Linked DNA regions of Homo sapiens: regions 2 and 3 are each linked to region 1. Evidence: read pairs that join two places in POLR2A ChIA-PET (ENCODE). Cell type or tissue: Panc1. All regions are shown on one strand. Links, peaks and the distances in the headings refer to the core of each region. The heading gives the core; the rest is flanking DNA.

The links. Peaks named below come from ENCODE experiments on the same cell type or tissue, not always from the same donor. Only the 100,000 strongest peaks of a DNase experiment are listed, where the experiment ranks them.
Region 2: POLR2A ChIA-PET joins it to region 1 with 9 read pairs; 6 of 35 experiments call an interaction of 5 or more read pairs at or near these places.
Region 3: POLR2A ChIA-PET joins it to region 1 with 5 read pairs; 2 of 35 experiments call an interaction of 5 or more read pairs at or near these places.

Annotation. Positions count from the first base shown.
Region 1 is chr11:9,154,943-9,163,752 of GRCh38, reverse strand. It overlaps DENND5A (DENN domain containing 5A), which reads left to right. Exons shown (of 23, transcript NM_015213.4): 12 at 2,888-3,040. Among named protein-coding and RNA genes, the nearest start is that of SCUBE2, 68 kb to the right of the region's middle. In Panc1, for the core only: no CTCF peak of the experiment used is centred there; a DNase peak (open chromatin) is centred at 4,649.
Region 2 is chr11:9,276,200-9,283,661 of GRCh38, reverse strand. TMEM41B (transmembrane protein 41B) reads left to right here. Exons shown (of 7, transcript NM_015012.4): 7 at 69-3,008. The coding sequence ends at 238. Among named protein-coding and RNA genes, the nearest start is that of TRL-CAA5-1, 4.7 kb to the right of the region's middle. In Panc1, for the core only: no CTCF peak of the experiment used is centred there; no DNase peak of the experiment used is centred there.
Region 3 is chr11:10,047,775-10,055,236 of GRCh38, reverse strand. All of the region lies in intron 2 of SBF2 (SET binding factor 2), which reads left to right. Among named protein-coding and RNA genes, the nearest start is that of SBF2, 240 kb to the left of the region's middle. In Panc1, for the core only: no CTCF peak of the experiment used is centred there; a DNase peak (open chromatin) is centred at 4,446; H3K27ac peaks cover 4,000 bases.

The DNA.
Region 1 (8,810 bases), core at 2,232-6,231:
GGCTCACTGCAACCTCTGCCTCCCAGGTTCAAGCAATTCTCGTGCCTTAGCCTCCCGAGTGGCTGGGATTACAGGAGTGCACCACCATGCTTGGCTAATTTTTGTATTTTTAGTAGAGACAGGGTTTCATCATATTGACCAGGCTGGTATTGAACTCCTGACCTCAAGTGATCTGTCTGCCTCGGCCTCCAAAGTGCTGGGATTACAGGTTTGAGGCACTGCACAACTGGCCTGGACTGTCAAAATTCTTAAGTCATGAGATGCATGACCTGGCTGTGACAACTTCCTATTCCTAGCCAATGATGACTGTGAAATACATATCAATTTTAGACATGTTAATATGTGGGAAAATATACATCTAGAATTGAAGAAATATAGTAATCAATGTAACATCACAAAGTATTGGCTTGCACGTGAGGCAACAGGCTGTTGAAAGTATAAATTGGTATGATGATTTTGGAAAACAGCATAGTATTGTTTAGTAATTCTTCTCCTAGGTATATTCCCTAGAGAAACTTTTGGAGCATGTCCCAAGAGATATGTACAAGAAGTTTACAGCAGCATTCTTTTAATAGCCCCAAACTGGAAACAACCAATCAGTTGAGAAAGCCAATCAGTAAGAGAATTAATAAGTATATTGTGGTGTATTCATGTGGTGGAATGCTATACAACAATGGAAATGGATAACAGTTATACACATCAGTGTGGATGAATTTCACAAATATAAACGAGTGAAAAAGCAAATCAGAAGCCAGGAGTATCAGCACACACCTGTGATCCCAGCTACTTGGGAGGCTGAGGTGGGGGGATTGCTTGAGCCTGGGAGTTCGGTTCCAGCCAGGGCAACATGCTGAGACCCAGTTTCTTAAAGAAAAAAAAAAAAAAAAAATCACAAAAGAAACATGCATGCCTATAGTCCCAGCTACTGCGGGGGCTGAGGTGGGATGATCAGTTGAATCTGGGAAGCTGAGGCTACGTGAACCATGATCGAGCCACTGCACTCCAGTCTAGGCAACAGAGAGAGACCCTGTCTTAAAGATACATACAGGCAAACCAAACCATATATTTTAGGGTTAAAAATATAGGTAATAATTTTCTTGCTTTTCTGTAGTTTCGTTGGGTAAGTGGTCACTTCTAGAGTGGGAAGGTGAATGGAAGAGGGCACGTAGGGTGCTTCAAAGATATAAACAGACAGTATTTATAAATAAAATACTGGCCAGGCGCAGTGGCTCATGCCTGTAATCCCAGCACTTTGGGAGGCTGAGGTGGGCAGATCACTTGAGGTCGGGAGTTTGAGACCAGCCTGACCAACATGGAGAAACCCCATCTCTACTAAAAATACAAAATTAGCCAGGCGTGGTGGTGCATGCCTGTAATCCCAGCTACTCGGGAGGCTGAGGCTGGAGAATTTGCTTGAACCGGGGAGGCGGAGGTTGCAGTGAGCCGAGATTGTGCCATTGCACTCCAGCCTGGGCAACAAGAGCGAAACTCCATCTCAAAAAAAAAAAAAAAAAAAAAAGAAGGAACTGGCCTGGCGCTGGTCATAATGATGTAATAGCATATATATATTATATATTTCACAATAAGAAGGTTAAAAACTAACAGTGGAAAGAAATATGCCAAAATATTAAGAGTTGTTGCTTCTGAAAAGTAGGATTGGGGTGATTTGTTTTCCTTTTCTTAGATTTTTATATATCACAAATTTATAGCATAGTTAAATCTTACTTTTGAACTTGGACTCAAAGTTCAGGCAGATATGGGTTCAAAGGCCAGATCTATTGCTACTTTGCTGTTTCATTTTGGACAATATATATATATATATAATTTAATAGAGTGCTATATTACGTATAGATTTTGGGCAAGTTACTTAAGAGAATTAAACTATACTTAGACTATAAATATACTATATTGTTTTATACTATGTTTAAATTTAGTATATTGATTACTGTATTTCTCAATTTCCGTATTGGTAAATTGGGAACAATAATAATAGTTACCTCAGATTGTTAGGAGGCTTAAATGAGATAATGAAATGCTAAGTACAATGCCTGACATAGTACTTAATAAAAACTGTGATTATCATTATGCAGTATGTGTTTTCTTGGTTATGATCTTACAATAAGCAGTTGAAAATTTTTATGTAAAATAAATTACCTCCTCAATTTTTGTCCCCTTGACAGTTATTTCAGATATGTTTCTAAGTTGTATGTATGCTCAAAGGTTTGTTTGGTAGGGTCATTTAAGCAGTGGGAATCAGACAATGTCAGAGATAAGCATGACTGAAGGGTTTATTTGTTTCTTGCATAAATGCAAAAACTGAATACAGAGTGATGAAATCACTGGCCAGGAGTCATAAAGATTGCTGTGTTCTTATCCTTTCCTTAACTACATATTTTTTTTTTTTTGAGACGGAGTCTCGCTCTGTTGCCCAGGCTGGAGTGCAGTGGCGCGATCTCAGCTTGCTGCAAGCTACGCTTCCTTGGTTGACGCCATTCTCCTGCTTCAGCCTCCTGAGTAGCTGGGACCACAGGCGCCCGCCACCACACCTGGCTAATTTTTTTGTATTTTTAATAGAGACGGGGTTTCACCGTGTTAGCCAGGATGGTCTCGATCTCCTGACCTTGTGATCCGCCCAACTAGGCCTCCCAGAGTGCTGGGATTACAGGTGTGAGCTACCACACCTGGCCTTTCTTAACTAAATTTTTAAAGCATGCACTCCCTTGTAACCTGACCTACATGGGTATAAATATATTCTGTGTCCTTGGGGCTAATTCATCCTGTCCTTCCCAGCCCAACAGATGTACTGTGCAGGCTGTCAGAACCCTCTCCGGTTGTATGTAATCCTGCTCACTGTGGTTATTTAATCCTGTTGACTGCTTCCTTGTAGACCAAGAGGATGCTGGTGGAAAAGATGGGCCGAGAAGCTGTGGAGCTAGGGCATGGGGAGGTGAACATCACAGGGGTGGAAGAGAACACCCTGATTGCCAGCCTTTGTGATCTCCTGGAAAGGATCTGGAGTCATGGACTACAAGTGAAACAGGTAATGTATGTCTTGCCTCTCATTGCTGAGCAAATTGTCTTCCTGTTTTCAGTTACTAGCTTTCCCACACTCTTTTTGTCCAGCTGACTGGCTTTGAAGAATGGTGCACAGTGCCCTGGAGTGAGATTTGAAATAAACAATTAAATAAATGTGATCCAAACTATTTTCCTTAAAGATAGGCTTTATAAATCTGTGTGTTTGTCAGACTTTTAAAAAGAGGCATCTTTCTTCCTGGGGGTAGAGCTGAAGGCCAACCTGATAGGTCCTGTTTGGCAGCTGGCCCTAGTCTAGAGATAGACCAGAAAGAGAGAAGTTGGAGCTCAGGAAGTACCAGTCATACACTAAAGGTTCTTCACTAATCATATATTCACAGTGGAAAAAAAGTCTGTCATTAACATTTCTTTTGTATGCAGATGGTTTAACTAAACATTTGAGAGAAGGCCTCAGGAAGTTGAGTAAGTTTGATTTTTCCACTTAATACCCAGAGAATTTCCTTATTTCAAAATACTCTGTTTTCAATTGGTAGTCAAGATAGATACCTTTTATTTTTATGTATTTTTAAATTTGAAAATAACTTGAAATTTTTTGAAAAGAAGTTTTATCATGGAAAAATTAGAAAATACATATTAGTATCCATTGGTATTTCTCAAGGGCCTACTATGTCAGGTACTGTTGTAGGCACTAGAAATACCTCAGTGAACAAAACAGACCAAGATCTCTTGCCTTCCTGTGTCATTCTAATGGGTATAGCAACAATCTTCCACACATGTTCTTCAGAGCATTCTTCTGTGTACATATGCCCATGCGTATATAGCTGTATATTTAAAAACCCAGTGGAACCACAATGAGATACTATTTCACATCCACTGGAGTAGTTAAAATAAGTAACAAGTGTTAAGGATGTGGAGAAATGGGAACTTTCATACATTGCTGATGGGAATGTAAAATGGTGCAGCCACTTTGGAAAACAGTCTGGCAGTTCCTCAAAATGTTAAACAGTTCTTATATGACCTAGCAAGCCCACTTCTAGATACATACTCAAGATAAGTGAAAACATATGTCTACACAAAAACTTGTATACAAATGTTCATAGCAGGCCAGGCGCAGTGGCTCACACCTGTAATCCCAGCACTTTGGGAGGCCAAGACAGGTGGATCACTTGAGGTCAGGAGTTTGAGACCAGCTTGATCAACATGGTGAAACCCCGTCTCTACCAAAAATACAAAATTAGCCAGGTGGTGGTGCATGCCTGTAATCCCAGCTGCTTGGGAGGCTGAGGCAGGAGGATCGCTTGAACCCAGGAGGCAGAGGTTGCAGTGAGCCAAGATTGCACCATTGCACTCCAGCCTAGGCAACAAGAGTGAAACTCTGTCTCAAAAAAAAAAAAAAAAGAAAAAAAAGTTCATAGCAGCATTAGTCATAATAGTGTCATCTTATGTGGCTATTATGACCCAGATATTTATCAGCTGATGAGTGGGTGACCTAAATTTGGTATAATACATTGGAATATTATTGAGCAATAAAGGGAATAAAGTACCTACATGTGGTACAACATGGATGAACTCTGAAAACATACTAAGTGAAAGAAGCCAGACACAAAAGGCCACAGATTGTGTGATCTCATTTATACAAAATGTCTAAAATAGGCAAATCCACAGACAGAAAGTAGATTAAGGGTTGCCAGAGGCTAGAGGAAGGGAGCAATGGGAAGTGACTACTAATGCATATGGAGTGTCTTTTGGGGGTGATGAAAATGTTCTAGAATTAGATAGTGGTGATGATTGCACAACTCTATACTAAAAACCAGATTTTTTTGTTCAGAAAATTGCATACTTTAAAAGTGTGAATTTTATGGTAATATGAATTATATCTCAATGAAGTGGTTTTTTAAAAAATCCAAATGAGTTAATACTGTATGTAATGCTTTGCAACTTGCTTTGTTTTTATCTCATATCTTTTCTATGTCCTTAACTAATTTTTAGATGATAGTATAGTAAGTGTTTAAGAGCTTGACTGTAAAACAGACAGATCTGGGTTTGAAGTATGATTTCCACTTAATAACTTTATGAAACTAAGCAAGTTACCTAGCTTCTCTAAGCCTGTTTCCTTATATGTATGATGGAATTTTATTTTATTTTATATTAATTTAATTTAATTTAATTTTTGAGACAGCATCTTGCTTTGTTGCCCAGGCTGGAGTGCACTAGCATGATCTCTGCTCACTGCAGCCTTGACCTCCTGTGCTCAACTGAGTCTCCCACCTCAGCTTGGAGACTCTTGGAGACTGAGACTACAGGTGTGTGGCACCATGCCCAGCTATTTTTTTTTTTTGTAGAGATGAGGTCTCCCTATGTTGTCCTGGCTGGTCTCAAACTCCTGGGCTCAAGTGATCCTCCTGCCTCAGCCCCCCAAACTGCTGGGATCACAGGCAAAAGCCACTGTTCCCTGCCTGATGGAATTTTAAAAGTACCCACATCCATTGGGTCCTTGTGTGGATTCGATAATTAATGTAAAGCACTAAGCTCAGAGCCTGGTTTCTGGCTCTTTGGATGTTTGTGGTTATTGTAAAATCTCAGTTTTAATGACTACATCTGTTGTATAGATGTGCCATACTTTAATCAATCTCTTATTATTAGTCATTTAGGTTAATTCTGATTTTTCAGTATTGTAAACAACACTGCATTTATAGTTTTTTAAATGTTAAAAATTGTGTATTGCATTCCTAAAATTTTGAGACTGGTGTAGTAGCAACACTATGAACTGTGAGTCAGAAAGACTTGGGTTTGAATCCTGGCTCCACTGGATGACTTTAAATAAGCAACTTGCACTTTCTGAAATCCAAATCCATGAAAGATAGATAGTTAATAAAAACCTGTCTTTCAGAATATTAATTGTTCTACCATAAAGACATATGCACGTGTATGTTCATTGCAGCACTATTCACAATGGCAAAGTTATGATCAACCTAAATGGCCATCAACGGTAGACCAGATAAAGAAAAGGTGATACATACACACCATACAACACTACACAGCCATAAAAAAGAACTAGATCATGGCCTTTGTAGCAACATGGATGCAGCTGGAGACCATAGTCCTAAGTGAACTCATATAGGAACAGAAAACCAAATACTGCTTGTTCTCACTTATAAGTGGGAGCTAAACATTGAATACCCATGGACACAAAGAAGGGAACAACAGGCACCAAGGCCTGCTTGAGAGTGGAGAGTGGGAGGAGGGAGAGGACTGAAAAACTACCTGTGGGGTACGAGGCTTATTACATGAATAATGAAGTAATCTGTACACCAGACCCCTGTGATACGCAGTTTACCTATATAACAAACTTGCATGTGTGCCCCTGAACCTAAAATAAAAGTTAAAAGAATTAAATAAATATCTTTCAGCTGTGATCATTAGAGGCAATGAAAGGAAATACCTGGCGTGTGATAAGTATCCAACATATGACAGCTATTATTATGCTGGGTTCTGTATGGAAGGGTTTGTTTCTTTTTCTCTATAATAAGTGAGTAGAATACATATAATCCTTTTATCATTTTCCATAACATTTAGCAAGCCTGGCACTATAGTTGAGCTCTTTTAGCTTTGAGGTAAAACATATATGCTGAAAACTTTTAAATATTTACTGCAAAAATTTCTAGGGAGTTAGTGAAGCTTCTTCCTGTATTTTGAAAAATAGTATCGTATCATTATATGTTCTAAGTCTGTGTTCTACTGTATTCTGCAGTAATTCTCACCATAGGAGGAATTTATTATTCTGCAGGAATTCTCACAGTAAGAATATCTTCCTTCCTTCCTTCCTTCCTTCCTTCCTTCCTTCCTTCCATCCATCCTTCCATCCCTCTGTCCCTCCTTCCCTCCTTCCCCTTTCCCTCCCCTCCCCTTCTCTCTTTCCTTCGAGAGTCTCGCTCTGTCACACAGCCTGGAGTGCAGTGGTATGATCTCAGCTCACTGCAACCTCCACATCCTGAGTTCAAGTGATTCTCCCACCTCAGCCTGCCAAGTAGCTGGGACTACAGCTCCGCACCACAATGCCTGGCTAATTTTTGTATCTTTTTTTTTTTTTTTTGAGACGGAGTCTCGCTCTGTTGCCCAGGCTGGAGTGCAATGGCGCGATCTTGGCTCACTGCAACCTCCACCTCCCTGGTTCAAGCAGTTCCCCTGCCTCAGCCTCACGAGTAGCTGGGATTACAGGCTCAGGCCACCACGTCCGGCTAATTTTTTTGTATTTTTAGCAGAAGTGGGGTTTCACCATGTTGGCCAGACTGGAATTTCTTTTAGAGTTCATTTGAGCCCCCTCTTATTTTGGAGAGTTAGGCTGCTTGTTTGGTGAGAAACCAGTGCAAAATAATGGGGGCTTTTTAGTTGAGGTTCCATTTTGTTCTGAGTCCTGGCTTTTGGAGCTCTGGAAGTGAAGCAGTGACAGTGTCACCAGAGGAGAGTGAGGATCTGTTCTTGCTGGCATGGCGTTAATGCTCTTAGGGATACGTGTTCAGCTGGAGATTGACCCTGATGATCTATGTTGGGTTCCTAACACCATGTTCTCCCTAGGCCTCCATTTTGCTGGCTTTATCCTGCTGAGACATTCTTCAGTTATCTTCCAATCCAGCGGTCACACCCTGGTTACCTGCTGTCCTTTATCATACACCCAGATTGTGACTAAATTTGCTCTCAGAGGGTGATTTTATTATGCCCTTGTGGGGGTACCTTCCTAAGCAACCGCCCATTATTATCTGCTCAGAAAGTAGAGAGAACCCAAACAGCATTTTTGCTGCTGGCCTCTTAAATTTTGTTACTAGCCTTGACTGCTTGGATGTAAGGCTGCCTGCAGCAAGTCTTCATAAGAACCTCTGTTATCCTCACCACTCTCTTTGGCTTTCAGTGACATCTTCCAAGGAGATGGGCTTCCACCTATAGTATGTTTTTCTATCAGATAGAGGTTTGGTTTTTCATACTGGTTTTGTAACTGCTGCCATTTAGGGTTGACACATGAAAAGGAGTTGTTACTTATCTTTCTTGCTTATGACATTCTTGTAGAATCTGATGCAGTTTATTGTGTGTCCATGTCCATAAATGGATAGTCAGGCTGTATTGAACCTTGCAATCCCAATCAGACCCTTTGCAAAAGAGGAAAAAGAGTAGGCCATGTCTCTTGAACTAGAAAGACCAAAGAGCAGCCCAGCTGCTGCTCTTCCACTCCTGCCCTTGCTCTTTCTCCTCACCTCTGTAAACATTGTGAGCCAGGGGCTTCCTTCTTCTGGTATAGTGGCCTGATTTTGCCCTTGTCCTTGGCTCTTTAGTGTTATTGCATGTCAGGCTCTCTGGTCACCAGCTGTACTTAATGTGTGCCACATTCAGACAGTTCTATTAATTTATCTTAGGCTGCTTTCCTAGTCTGCCTAGATGCTGGGGAGCCTACTTTCTAATGGTTGTGGTAGATGGAAGGATGAATGGATTTCTAGAAGTTGAATTACTAAGTCAAAGACCATAAATATTTTAAGCTCTTATATTATCTGTTAGATACATTAATAGACCTTTTTTTTTTTTTAAATGGAGTCTCACCCTGTTGCCCAGGCTGGAGTGCAGTAGTGCCATCTTGACTCACTGCAATCTCTGCCTCCTGGGTTCAAGCAGTTCTCCTGCCTCAGCCTCCTGAGTAGCTGGGATTACAGGTGCCTGTCACCATGCGCGCCTAATTTTTGTATTTTAGTAGAGATGGGGTTTCCTCCTGTTGGCCAGGTTGGTCTCGAACT
Region 2 (7,462 bases), core at 699-4,698, 120 kb before region 1:
CAGAACATTTTAATTTTTTAAAAACAATTGCGGTGGTTTTTACTGTATCTTTTTATATTTTATTTCAGGTGTCGCACCTCCTTCTTTTGTAGCCATTAAGGCAGGAACAACACTGTATCAACTTACAACAGCAGGAGAAGCTGTTTCCTGGAACTCAATATTTATTCTGATGATCTTGGCTGTTCTTTCTATTCTGCCAGCCATCTTCCAAAAAAAACTAAAGCAGAAATTTGAGTAAAAATAATCATCTGATTTTTAGTTTTGCTGTCATCACCATCTCAGGATTAACAGGTGCATCCATTTATGTTTTAAAATCACCTCTTCAGTAATTAAACAAGGAATTTGTAAAATAAAATTTCCTATCAGATAGTTAAAGTAATACATTTAAGTGACAAGGGGAGAAGAAAGTAAAAATGGAAATTGGTATACTGTGAAAAGTGCTATCAATAGTTAAGGTAGACATCTTAGACATCTTATAAATTATTATACCAAGGGTAGCTGTAGATAATAGTAGTGTGGTAGGAAATTGTTGATCCAGCTAATTCATTCAATTTAATTGAATATTTTTTATCTTTAATAACTAAAATAGATATTTTTAAATTCTAGATTTTTTAAAGTAGTGTTGCAGGTTTTGTTAATGTTAGGCTTTTTTCAGAGCATAAACTGGAAAACTTAAAAAGAGATTTACATTTTCTTCCTCTTTTTTTTTTTTTTTTTTTTTCTGTTTTGAGACGGAGTCTAGCTCTGCCGCCCAGGCTGGAGTGCAGTGGCGCGATCTCCACTCACTGCAAGCTCCACCTCCTGGGTTCACGCCATTCTCCTGTCTCAGCCTCCTGAGTAGCTGGGACTACAGGCGCCCGCCACCATGCCCAGCTAATTTTTTTGTATTTTTAGTAGAGACGGGGTTTCACCGTGTTAGCCAGGATGGTCTCGATCTCCTGACCTCGTGATCTGCCCGCCTTGGCCTCCCAAAGTGCTGGGATTACAGGCGTGAGCCACCGCGCCTGGCCCATTTTCTTCCTCTTTTGAGGTAATGGATTTGTTTGGAGATGGCATGTTAGTAGACGACTGAATATGGAAAGGATATCAAGTTATCTATTTTGTTAATTTTATTTTTGTTTTTTATCATCTAGATTTTTATCATGGATTAGTCTGAAATTTAAAGTTCTGGCCAGTCGGTTTTCTTTCATCTTGTAGTTTTTACAGTATTTCCACTGTGCATATGCAAAATGGGTATTACATAACTGTATCATATTTGGTATTGATAATTTTTTTTTTTTTTGAGACGGAGTCTTGCTGTTGCCCAGGCTGGAGTGGAGTGCGTGGTGTGATCTCGGCTCACTGCAAACTCCGCCTCCTGGGTTCAAGCGATTCTCCTGGCCCAGCCTCCTGAGTAGCTGGGATTACAGGTGTGTGCCACCGTGCCCAGCTAATTTTTGTGTTTTTAGTAGAGACGGGGTTTCACCATGTTGGCCGGGCTGGTCTTGAACTCCTGACCTCAGGCTATATGCCCACTTCCACCTCCCAAAGTGCTGGGATTACAGGCATGAGCCACTGTGCCCAGCCTGGTATTGATAATTTATATTCAGATAATTTGTTATGGCTCTTTAATATCCCACAAGGGGCTCTAAAAAGCAAACATTCAAGAGTATGTAGTTTTTAGACATTAAGTTAATTATTTTAAACAGTGACAGCAAAACACAAGTGATTAAATATAGTTTATTTGTTCCAATGACTAAATTTTACCTCATTTATTAATCTGGTCATTAAGGAATATATTTAATAATATTATGTAATTATTCTTTTTATGCATGATACACCTAGAAAAATGCCTTTTGTTTCTATTGATGGCTTTGTTGTTTGGAGCTACTTTTGATTACTTATTGCAGTTTCCCAATTTAGTCTTTACTTTATCTAACTCACAAAGTAAAATTAACTGATCACATGGCAACTACTGTATTTAAATAGTTCTGGAAAAATGAAAGTGCTTTTTGCTGCTTGGTAAATGGGTAATGCCCTTGATTCCTTGACTGTAGGACATAGCTGATCTAAAGTACTCTGTCAGTTTTACCTTCACCCATGACTGTTATTAGTTGTCAAAGTTGAAAAGTACTTTAGCTGTGAGAAATCCTTGTATGTTTTTATTATAAGAGGTATAATCATCCTCAAAGCCTGTTTTTATTACATGATGTGGACTGATTATTTTTTCTATCACAGTGTTAACAGATGGATTTTATTGTAAATACAAAGAAAACATATTGATTATTGTAGTATTCTTATGTCACCTGGCCTTTTGCGTGAGATTATTTATTATTTCTAGCAAGGCTTTCTTCCTTTCTTATTGCCCAGAGACTGACTGATACATCTTTTGTTATTTTTACACATAAATTAAACATAGCCTTTTTGGACAAATTCACTAAATATTAATGTATAAAATGTAATTGAGTAAATTTTTATCAGAATTTTAAAAATAAAAGAGCTTAGACTCAGTAGAACTCAGTAGAAGCTTCACTATTTACTCCAGCGTGTGTAAATTGTACTTACTCTATTCTCAGAGTATATTTACTGTCCTTACCATTGATTCTTTCCCTTTGCTAATTTTTTTTTTTGTTAATGGTAGCTGCGACTTTAGGTGGGGTATATTTTCTTCTCCTAAGAGAATAGACAGTTTTTCCAGATTCATCATCATTGACTGTCAAGAAAGGACCCTTCAGCAAGGCTGTACCCTCAATGCAGTTGATGGCCTGTCTTCACGGATTTACAGACTTGGCCTGATGCCCATGTAAATTCAAGCTTTGGCTTGTGGTAACAACCACAAGAAGACAAGCATCTGTGGTGCGGAGGCAAGCAGGCTAACTAGGAGTTGACAAGCTAAGAAAGTGAAACTGTTCTTTCTTAGTTAACTGTCTTTCTCTGGAGCTCTGTTATTTTGAGTATAATATTTCCATGACACTTAGTAAATGCAAGCTAAAATGTAATAATAATAAATTGTATTGGAGAAACCTAAATGTCACATTTGGGATTTATTTCATGGAAGTACTTACATTAAAAAACTCTGGCCGAGCAAGGTGGCTCACGCCTGTAATCCCAGCACTTTGGAAGGTCGAAGCAGGTGGATCACCTGCAGTCAGGAGTTCAAGACCAGCCTGGCCATCACAGTGAAACCCCGTCTCTACTAAACATATGAAAAATTAGCCAGGTGTGGTGGCACACGCCTATAGTCCTAGCTACTTGGGAGGCTGAGGCAGAAGAATTGCTTGAACCCAGAAGGTGGAGGTTGCCATGAGATGAAATTGTGCCACTGCATTCCAGCCTGGGCAACAGAGCCAGACTCTGTCTCAAAAAACTAAAAACAAACTCTTCGTTGAATAAAAGTATATTCTTAAATTTCGATGTACATTTTCACCACTAAGAACAATGAAATGGCCGGGCACGGTAGCTCACACCTGTAATCCTAGCACTTCCAGAGGCCAAGGTGGGTGGATCACCTGAGGTCAGGAGTTCGAGACCAGCCTGGCCAACATGGAGAAACCCCGTCTCTACTAAAAATAAAAAATTAGTTGGGTGTGGTGGTGTGCACCTGTAATCCCAGCTACTTGGGAGGCTGAGGCAGGAGAGTCGCTTGAACGCGGGAGGCAGAGGTTGTAGTGAGCCAACATCACACCAGTGTACTACAGCCTGGGTGACAAAGTGAGACTCCATCTCAAAACAGGCCAGGCGCGGTGGCTCACGGCTGTAATCCCAGCACTTTGGGAGGCCGAGGCGGGTGGAGACAAGGTCAGGAGATTGAGACCATCCTGGCTAACATGGTGAAACCCCGTCTCTACTAAAAATACAAAAAATTAGCCCGGTGTGGTGGCGGCCGCCTGTAGTCCCAGCTACTAGGGAGGCTGAGGCAGGAGAATGGCATGAACCCGGGAGGCGGAGCTTGTAGTGAGCCGAGATGGCGCCACTGCACTCCAGCCTGGGCGAGAGTACGAGACTGTATCAAAAAAAAAAAAACAACAAAATATTTAAAAATTGTTTTTTTGAGGTGGAGTGTCTCTCTGTCGCCCAGGCTGGAGTGCAGTGGCGCCATCTCGGCTTATTGCAGACTCCGCCTCCCGGGTTCACGCCATTCTCCTGCCTCAGCCTCCCGAGGAGCTGGGACTCGCGCCTGCCACCTTGCCCGGCTGGTTTTTCGCACTTTTAGTAGAGACGGGGTTTCATCGTGTTAGCCAGGATCGTCTCGATCTCCTGATTTCGTGATCCGCCCGCCTCGGCCTCTCAAAGTCCTGGGATTACAGGCGTGAGCCACGGTGCCTGGCTAAAATATTTAAAACTTGTAATTGTTGGCTTTTGAGGTTTTTTTTTTTTTTTTTGGAGACAGAGTTTCGCTTTCGTTGCCCAGGCTGGAGTGCAACGGTGCGATCTTGGCTCACTGCAACCTCTGCCTCCCAGGTTCAAGCGATTCTCCTGCCTCAGCCTCCGGAGTAGTTGGGATTACAGGCACGTGCCACCCACCACACTCAGCTAATTTTGTATTTTTAATAGAAATGGGGTTTCTCCACGTTGGTCAGACTGAACTCCCGACCTCAGGTGATTCACCCTCCTAGGCCTCCCAAAGTGTTGGGATTACAGGCGTGAGCCACCAAGCCCAGCCGGCTTTTGAAGATTCTAAAGCAATTTAAATTGTTTAGGTAAGGCCGGGCACAGTGGCTCAGGACTGTAATCCCAGCACTTTTGGAGGCCAAGATGGGCAGATTACCTGAGGTCAGGAGTTTGAGACCAGCCTGGCCAACATGGTGAAACCCTGTCTCTACTAAAAATAACAAAAATTAGCTGGACGTGGTGGCTCACGCCTGTAGTCCCAACTACTCAGGAGGCTGAGGCAGGAGAATTGCTTGAAACCAGGAGGCGGAGTTTGCAGTGAGCACCACTGCACTCCAGCCTGGGCAACAGTGTGAGACCTTGTCGCTAAATAAATAGTTGAGGTAAGTAAATATTTCCTTTTTTTTTTTTTTTTGAGACGGAGTTTCGCTCTCATTGCCCAGGCTGGAGTGCAATGGCGTGATCTCGGCTCACCGCAACCTCCGCCTCCCAGGTTCAAGCAATTCTCCTGCCTCAGCCTCCCGAGTAGCTGGGATTACAGGCATGCACCACCACGCCTGGCTAATTTTGTATTTTTATAGTAGAGACGGGGTTTCTCCATGTTGAGGCTGGTCACGAACTCCGGACCTCAGGTGATCCGCCCGCCTCAGCCTCCCAAAGTGCTGGGATTACAGGCGTGAGCCACCGCGCCTGGCCAAGTAAATATTTCTAGTACATACAATGAGTTGTTTATGAAGGAATCTTTTTAAAGTTCTCTGGCTTTTTGAAAATGTGTATAATCAAAAGGGCTGAAGCTTTCCTGATAATCATTCGGTGGTCATAGTTAAGATGTTTAGAAGATACATCTCATTGCAGTTTTCAGTATTCTCATTATTATTTTTCTTTATCTGGGACAAACTTAGTCTGGGTGACTTGAGGCAGGATATTGCTTAAGCTCTCATCCTCATTTTTCTCATCTAGAATAAAGAGGTCTAAGGTCCAGGATCCTTACAGCTCAGACATGATAAGATTCTCTGAAATTAATGAAAGTTTAATAAGCTGCCCCCAATTCAGAATATTAAATTAAGCATACCTTGCTTTGTATAGCTTGTTTTACATCTTACAATATACTTTCACACACATTTAAGTAAATTAACTTTTTTATTTTTTTGAGACAGAGTCTTGCTTTGTCATCTAGTCTGGAGTGCAGTGGCGTGATCTCGGCTCACTGCAACCTCTGCCTCCTGGGTTCAACCAATTCTCCTGCCTCAGCCTCCTGAGTAGCTGGGATTACAGGTGCCCGCCATTGCGCCCAGCTAATTTTGTATTTTTGGTAGAGACAGGGTTTCCCCATGTTGGCCAGACTGGTCTTGAACTCCTGACCTCGTGATCCACCCCAACTCGGCCTCCCAAAGTGCTGGGATTACAGGCATGAGCCACCGCGCCCAGCTAATTTTGTGTTTTTAGTAGAGACAGAGTTTCACTATGTCGGTCAGGCTGGTCTGGAACTCCTGACCTCAGGTGATCCACCCGCCTCGGCCTCCCAAAGTTCTGGCATTACAGGCATGAGCCACGGCGCCCAGTAGCTTTTCTGTTTAGTAGAGAAATGTTGGATTTGATAAATGAGGATGGAAGACAAGAAAAGAATGAAGTAGAGGCACAGGAGGAAGCCATGTGGTGAGACAGCACAATGAATGTTGACTTTCTGGTTCTGAGAGTCTTGTGTTCTGCTATTTGTTAGCAGCACGCTGGGCAACATAGCCCTACTGTTAGCTCATATGGTGGTTTTGGATGAAGTAGAAAAGGATGTCGCTGGGCACGGTGGCTCATGCCTGCAATCTCAGCACTTTGGGAGGCCAAGGCGGATTGCCTGAGCTCAGGAGTTCAAAACCACCCTGGGCAACATGGTGAAACTCCATTTCTACTAAAAATACAAATAATAATAATAATAATACCAGGGTATGGTGGAGCGCTCCTGTAATCCCAGCTACTTGGGAGGCTGAGGTGAGAGAATCGCTTGAGCCCGACAGGCCGAGGTTGCAGTGAGCCAAGATCGCACCACTGTACTCTGGCCTGGGAGACAGAACGAGACTCCATCTCAAGAAAAGAAAAAGAAGATGCCCCTTTCTTTTTTCTTTGTAGAGATGGCAGTGGGGGTGCTGGGTCTCACTGCATTGCCAAGGCTGGTCTTGAAATTCTGGGCTGAAGCAATCCTCACAGCTAGGCCTTCCAAAGTGCTGGGACTACAGGCACGCACCACTGCGCCTGGCCAGGTGCCTCTTTCTTAAGATATTTTACTGCCATCTGTTGGAAAACTGTCGTCAACCATATAAATTAATAATGAGTACAATGATGGTGTCTCATGGTACCATGTACACAAATATGAGCAGCAGCTCTGCCTGTCAGCTGCAGGGCCCCTGGGGCCAGGTTACATATGCTGATAACTCACAACTTGAGTTTAGCAAACCTTGAGGGTGGCAGGCAGGAGTTGAGCCAGCAGGCCAAGGAGTGGCCCAGCTATATCACCCCAGGGTCCCAGCCTCAAAGGTGGTCAGTTGAGTTGCTTCTCACTTTATTGTCTTGCCCATGGCAGCCCAGGTAGGTTGTTTTGGTGGGGGCTTTTGGCAGTTCCAACGTTTGTCAAAACCTACTACATGGGAGTGGTGTTTTTTCTAGGTGAAGTTTGTATAGGCTTACCAAAAAAAAAATCTATGTATTTTACATTTCACGGGAATTATATTACCTTTTATGGTCCACATATCTGTATTAATTACAAGATCTGGGACCAGGAGCAGTGGCTCACACCTGTAATTCCAGCGCTTTGGGAGGTCAAGGCAAGCAGATTGCTAGAGGCCCAAAGTTACAGACCAGCCTGACCAACATAGCAAAACCC
Region 3 (7,462 bases), core at 699-4,698, 890 kb before region 1:
TTTTGTTTTTTTGACTTTTTAATAATAGCCATTCTGACCGGGCTTGGTGGCTCACACCTGTAATCTCAGCACTTGGGGAGGCTGAGGTGGGTGGATCACCTGAGGTCAGGAGTTCCAGACCAGCCTGGCCAGCATGGTAAAACCCCGTCTTTACTAAAAATACGAAAATTAACCAGGCATGGTGGTGCACGCCTATAGTTCCAGGAGACTGAGGCAAGATAATTGCTTGAACCTGGGAGGTGGAGGTTGCAGTGAGCCGAGATCTTGCCACCGCACTCCAGCTTGGGTGACAGGGCAAGACTGTCTCAAAACAAACAACAAACAAAAAAACAAAAAAAAAACATGCAAACAAATAAAAATAATGGGCATTCTCATGGTGGTATCTCGTTGTGGTTTTAGTTTGCATTTTCCTAATGATTAGTGATGTTGAGCATTTTTTCATGTTTCCTGGCCGTTTGTATATCTTCTTTTAAGAAATATCTGTTCATGTCATTTGTCCACTTTTTAATACGATTATTTGTTTTCTTCTTGCTGATTTAAGTTTCTTATAGATTTTGGATATTAGTCCTTGTCAGATCCATAGTTTAACAATATTTTCCTCCCATTCTATAAGTTGTCTGTTCACTCCGTTGATTATTTCTTTTGTTTTGCAGAAGCTTTTTTAGTTCAATTAGGTCTGCTTCATTTATTTTTGTTTTTGTTGCATTTACTTTCGGGGCCTTAGTCATGAAATTTTTAAATGTAAAGCCTTAATCTGTTCATGAGACTGATATACCAAAATATTCAAAACTTAGAAGTTAGGTTAGCTTATCCTTTGTCTTTGAGAACATATTAAGATTACAAATAGGATCTTTTTTCTAATTGCTTATTGCTGATGTCAAAGAAAACTTTTGATTTGTGTATGTTTGTATATCTGCCTACCTAAGTAAACTCTTACTAGTTGAAACAGTGTTTAGTCAGTTTGTATGTATTCTCTAGGCAGACAATCATATTATCTTACACGTAATGAAAGTTTTATTGTGGTGAGGACAATGCAAATGTTGTATAGTAGTAATAAAATATCTGGATGTAAATTTTTACCAAAAGCAATATAGGTGACCCATTTCAGTTAAGTTTCCATTTTAAGCAAATAATTTTGGATAGTCCCTTTTAAGTATATACTTTATCAAAAGCTGCTTATTAAAATTGGGCCTATATGTGACATGCATTATTCTGTAAAAACAAAATGTTTGAGATGTCACAAACTCTTAAATTGACTTCTCTTCCAAAGTCTTCTGCCCACTATATTTTCTCTGAACTTTTTTTTTTTTTGGTGGAAGAACAGAATCTCACTCTGTCACCCAGGCTCAAGTGCAGTGTCATGATCACAGCTCTCTGCACCCTCAACCTCCCAGGCTCAAGCAATCCTCCTACCCCAGCCTTCTGAGTAGTTGGTACTACAGGTGCATGCCACTACTCTTGGTTAATTTTTTTTTTTTTTTCCGAGACAAGGTCTCACTCTTCACCAAGGCTGAAGTGTGGTGGTGCGATCTCAGCTCATTGCAGCCTCTTATGCCTAGGCTCAAGTGGTCCTCTGGCCTCAGCCTCCCAAATTGCTGGGATTACAGGCATGAGCCACCAGGCTGGGTCTTTTTTCAAACTTTTGAAGAATATCTATATAATGTTCAGAGCACACATCTGACACTGCCCTGGCCTGGCTTGGCACAGACTTCAGTCTCCTAAAGCTTCTGTTACTTTATTCACAAATCAGTTCTTCTTTGGTCAGAATATAGTTTATAATAACAGTTCTTTGTTATCACTTCTTTTCTGTCCTCTTTAGAAATGTATCAGGAAAAACAAAACAATTTTGGGGTTGCTTAACCTTTAAAAAGGAATTCAAGGATAATTAAACATTTTTGTGCTCAACTTGTGCATGCTCTAGAAAACCAGTTCTATTTCCCTGAGAAAATAAAAAGACATATCTGGAAATATTTATATAGTACTATGCTTATTTCAGCATTAATTATAAAAAATTATAAACATCTTAACCAACAATAGGGAATTGGTTATGATATTTTATCTATATCTACATGATGGTATAATATTCAGTTATTAAAAATAATTATGTTAAAAATATATAAATACATGGGAAAATACATGTTATAGGAAGGGGAGAAAAACAGGATTCATAACTATATATACAATATGCCCTCCTTTGGATAAATACACACACACACATACATACATACATGCATACCTTCAGAGATAAATGGTTGCTAGGAAATGTTACATGTTACAAAATTTATTTCACTTTCATTTTATTTCTTAAGTTTTTCTGCCATGTATTTATATTAGCATAAAACAATATGCATAAGGTGATTTATGAAGGTAATTTAGAAGTGAAAGAACACGGTTTATAGAAATGCAGAGACTTGGATTCTAGTCCTGCCAGTGCCACAAACTCTTTATGACCTTAATGTCTAACAGTCTTGGTTTCATTGTTTGTAGAATGAGTCTTGTGAGATATGGTTATATATAAAATATCTTACAAACCTGAGAGATTATTATATTAGCACGTACCTTTTATTTGCAGATGGATGGCCTATTTGCAAGTTATCTACTTCATACATTTGGGCAATTAAACAAACAAGCAAGTAAACAAAGCGGGTGTTTGTAATGCATTAACATATAGAGTTTAGCAATGTCTAACAATTCCAGCCTTGCAAACTTGAAGTATAATTTGCTTATAGGTTATACTAAGTTCTTAAAGAAAACTAGAGATAAACAAAGACAGAAGAACATCCTGAAAAGGATTCCCACATTGCCTGTTCCCAGATACGTTGTTAACATTTTTATGGGCATGGTATGTGTGAAATGGTGAAGTCAAGGTAGAAGGGAGTTGTCAAAAACAAGTCGTTGCTCATACACTCATGCAGGTATCAAAACGGTATTGTGAGATTATGTGGTATGTTTTGCCATTACAAATATATGTGTTTTCTCAGTGACTTGAAAAAAGGAGGGCACAGTGTTAGGTCAGTCTGTTATGACAGTCGATTCTAAACATTTTGGGTTTTGCACCTGTGATAGCTTTTTTTTTTTCCTGTTTGCCTATAAAGACACTGGGGAGAGAAAAATCCTGATTTTTATCCTGTTTGTATAATGCTTATCATCCTGCTTACTATCTTTTAGTGACTACTCTCCAGCTGTCTAAACATTTTCCTCACATTCCTGTCAGAAGTGTGACTTAAACCCAGGTTCAAGAATTGTAATGTCCACATCCTCATTGTTTATTTCTCTAACACATTTTTAGTTAAGAATGGAAAAGACTAAACCAGCTAGCATTGTTATATTTGAAATCCAAATTCTATGAGGAGTACTTCTCATTAAATTGTGAGTTTGTATTCTGATACTCCCAAATCTATTATTGCTTAATCTTATGATACAGTGAATTTGAAAAAGACTCATTTAACTGCAGGTTAGGGTCATTTCTTTTCATCCTTTGAGAAAGAATTTTTGTAAACTGTGTAACATAGACTATGTCTATGTTACTGTATTTTATTTGAGAATATAGAATTCAAAATTTCCTATAAACTATGATTCTAATGGTATTTTTAAATGCACAATATATTTAATGTCATTTACGTGTGAAATAGAGGATCTCATACGTAACCAGTGTCTAGTTAACTATCTTAACAACCTCTTTGTGAAAAATTTAGTAAAAAAAATCTGACCAGGCCAACCATTAATTACTATACTATTTGAGCTGTGGTCACATTAAGCTGAGTTTTGAAGAAGTCTATTGGATTTGAAAATTGATCCTTGGAATTTCCCAAAAGTTTTAAGGGTAATACTTTTTTAATCACAGAATTATTCTTATAGTGTAAACTAACATATTTATGAGGCTATTTAAGTAACTAAGGTGGTCTTACTATCTAAACTCTCACATTCTTTTTCTCGATGTTATATGTTTATTATTTTCTATTAGGAGAAGGAATTTTCTTACAGGCTTTTTAAAAAGAGACACATTTAATTTAAATGTTATACATTAAAACATGGCTCAATAGCTAAACATTTATGGATGCAGATGAAGGTCTTGGGAAATATTGAAACCTATAATATTTCACCTTCAAGAGATCATTCAATTTAATCACAGTGCTATGGACATTTTTGTTATTCTGGTATATTTCTCTTATATTGTCTATATGTGCAAAGCATTTGAGAAAAATGGGCACATTAATAGTTATTTTTTCTAGTTTCAGGCAGCAAAATATCTGACTGCTCATTTAATAGATCTGCTGTAGTTTCCCCCTTACCCATGGTTTTGCTTTCTGTGGTTTTATTTACCCATGGTCAACTGAGGTCCAAAAATATTAAATGGAAAATTCCAGAAACAATTCATTGGTTTTAAATTATGCACCATCTGAGTAGTATGATGAAATCTCACACCATCCCACCTGGGATATGCATCATCCCTTTGTCCAGCTTATCCACACTGTATACACTATGCACCCATTAGTCACTTAGTAGCCATCTTATCTGATTTACCATCAGAAGGTCAATAGTAGCCTATAGCTATGTCACAATGTTTATGTCATTCACCTTTCATCTCATCACAGAGGCATTAAATCATCTCACATTATCATAAGAAGGGCAAGTATAATACAATAATACATTTTGAGAGAGACCCCATTCATATAACTTTTATTATAGTCTAATATCATAATTGTTATATTTTATTATTAGTTATTGTTCATCTCTTACTATGTATAACTTATAAACTAAACATCATTGTTATGTATGTATAGGAAAAAACATAGTACATATAGGGTTCCATATACATACATACATAGTACATACAGGGTTCGGTATTATCCACAGTTTTAGGTAACCACTGTGGGATCTTGAACATATCCTCCATGGATAAGAGGGGACTTATATGCCTATATGTATATGGTTATAAAAAGTTGCATTGTTATTTCTGTTAGGTAACTTCAATTTGAGAAGTCAAATATATTTGGTAGAATTAGAACTAAAATGAAGGGATTTTGTTTGTCCTTATTGAAAACCTGTAGTTTCTTTAAAGATGTGAAAATATGCAGTCATCATTCTCTAGTGTATGTTTTTTAGTACCATTTACCAAGCCTAGTGATTAGCTAATGATATGAATGACAGACTTCTATGAGAATGGGATTATTTGCTGTTAATTCACAGAACTGATTCACTTTTTATCAGAGGGGCAGTTTGTGGTGGTGGTAGAACTGATGATGCAGGCTGTATCGTTACATTATGTTATAACCTAAGCTCACATACTTCCTTCCTGATTCTGAGGCTCATTTTAGAAAATGATGTACCTTATTCACGAAAGAAGTTTGTTGAGAGAAAGTAAAAGGATTTTGAAAGATATTTTTGGCTTTTATTGTAGCCTGATAAAACTTTCCAGTTCTACCAAGGATTATACCGTTCTGCTACCCAAGTAGTTTAAGCCAAGGATAGTTACATGTTAACACCCATTCTCATTAAAATAGCAGTTCCCATACTTTTAGTCTCAGTACCCTTTATACTGTCACAAATTATTGAGAATTCTAAAAGAGTTTTATGTGGTTTTATCAATTCATTTATATATTAGAAATTACAACTAATTTTTTTTTTTAAGATGGAGTCTCTCTCTTGTTGCCCAGGCTGGAGTGCAATAGCGCGATCTTTGCTCACTGCAACATCCGCCTCCCAGGTTCAAGCGATTCTTCTGTCTCAGCCTCCCAAGTAGCTGACATTGCAGATATGTGCCACCACACCCAGCTAATTTTTATATTTTCAGTAGAAGTGGGGTTTCACCATGTTGGCCAGGCTGGTCTCAAACTTCTGACCTCAAGTGATCCACTCACTTCAGCCTCCCAAAGTGCTGGGGTTACAGGCGTGAGCCATCGCACCCAGCCACAACTAAAATAAAATTTTTTTTTAAATTTACCCACTTTTAAATAACAAAATCCCATTCCATGTTAACAAAAATACCATGTTTTTATGAAAAATAACCATCTTTTCCAAAACAAAAAAATACAGAAAAGAGTGATACTGTGTTACATTTTTGTAAATGTCTTTGATATTTGGCTTCATAGAAGCAGCTGGATTCTCATACCTGCTTTTGCATTCAAGCTCTTGTGATTTGATTTTTTTGGTTGAAGTATATGAAGAAAATCAAATCTCAAAAATATGTCATTGGAAGAGGAAGGAGTATTTAGTAGCTTTTTCAGATAATTACGGATACTTTTCTTTATATACTGCTCCAATATCCAATGAATAGTAGTTTCTTAAAGGTTAGTTACAGTGTGGAATTTGTAACCACATCTGTGAACTTTTCTTATGGTTACATTAAAATCTGTTGGTCTACTGGGCACTTTGAATGGATCTTTCACATGCATGATTTTATAATATCATGCACTGGTCATTTGACAAATATGGGTTTAGTGAGTTATATACAGCTTCCAAATATTGACACATGTCACTATATAATACTTAAAATATAAATTAACTAATAGTATGATAATATTTGTCATAGAAGTCTTAAAATATTACAAAACTCTCAGGTGCTTGAAAGCTCATATTTTATCATTGATAACAAATTGTCTTAGATCTTTATCTTGAAGTGACAGGCCCAGTTGATTTATGTTGAGAAAATGTCTGCCAAATACATGTCTGCCAAAATATGTTTGGCATATATAATGCCAGTTATAATGAAATTAAAATGTTTATTGCCTCATCAAGGGCCTTTTCAATTAAAACTGACTTTTTTATTGCAAATGTGCAGCTATAAAGAATACAGCAATTACTAGTATAGTTTGGTGCCACTGCTTTGATTCCTATTAAGACACAAGCAGTTTTACTCACAGTAAAGAAACAACCAATATCTTAGGTTTATTATGAAAATAATTTTGACATTGGGGACTCTTTTGATAGCTGCTATTCTAGAATAAAAAGGCTTATTGCAGTCACAAATAAGCCTGAGATATAGGGTTATGGAATTTAGTATAGATGGGTTGTTGAGAGAAAAATATGTGGATATCAAGGGCCAGTTTTTCATATCTGCAGCTTCCTGAGGGCTGACTGTGGGACTTGATTATCTGCAGATTTTGATATTAGTGAGGGGACCTGGAACCAATCCTCCACAGATACCAAGGGACACATAAAGATAATGATGTCGGCTTTTCTTTACCAGATTAGTATTAATAGATAAAAAGTTCTAGGGAAATATAGAGGAGGATAGGTTATTATTGTTGTTGTTATTCATAATAAAGATGGTTTTGGAGTATAGTAGAGGAACAGCGTGGCCTGATTCTTTGGTTTGGAGAGGGCGAGAGAAGCTAGGAAGTTTCAAAGAAGACTTCATAGAATAAATGATTCTTAAGTTATCAATAATATTTTGAATAAATTGCTATTTTAAACTAAATATGTAATAGAAATGTTTTTACTGATTTGCTAATTAAGGTAC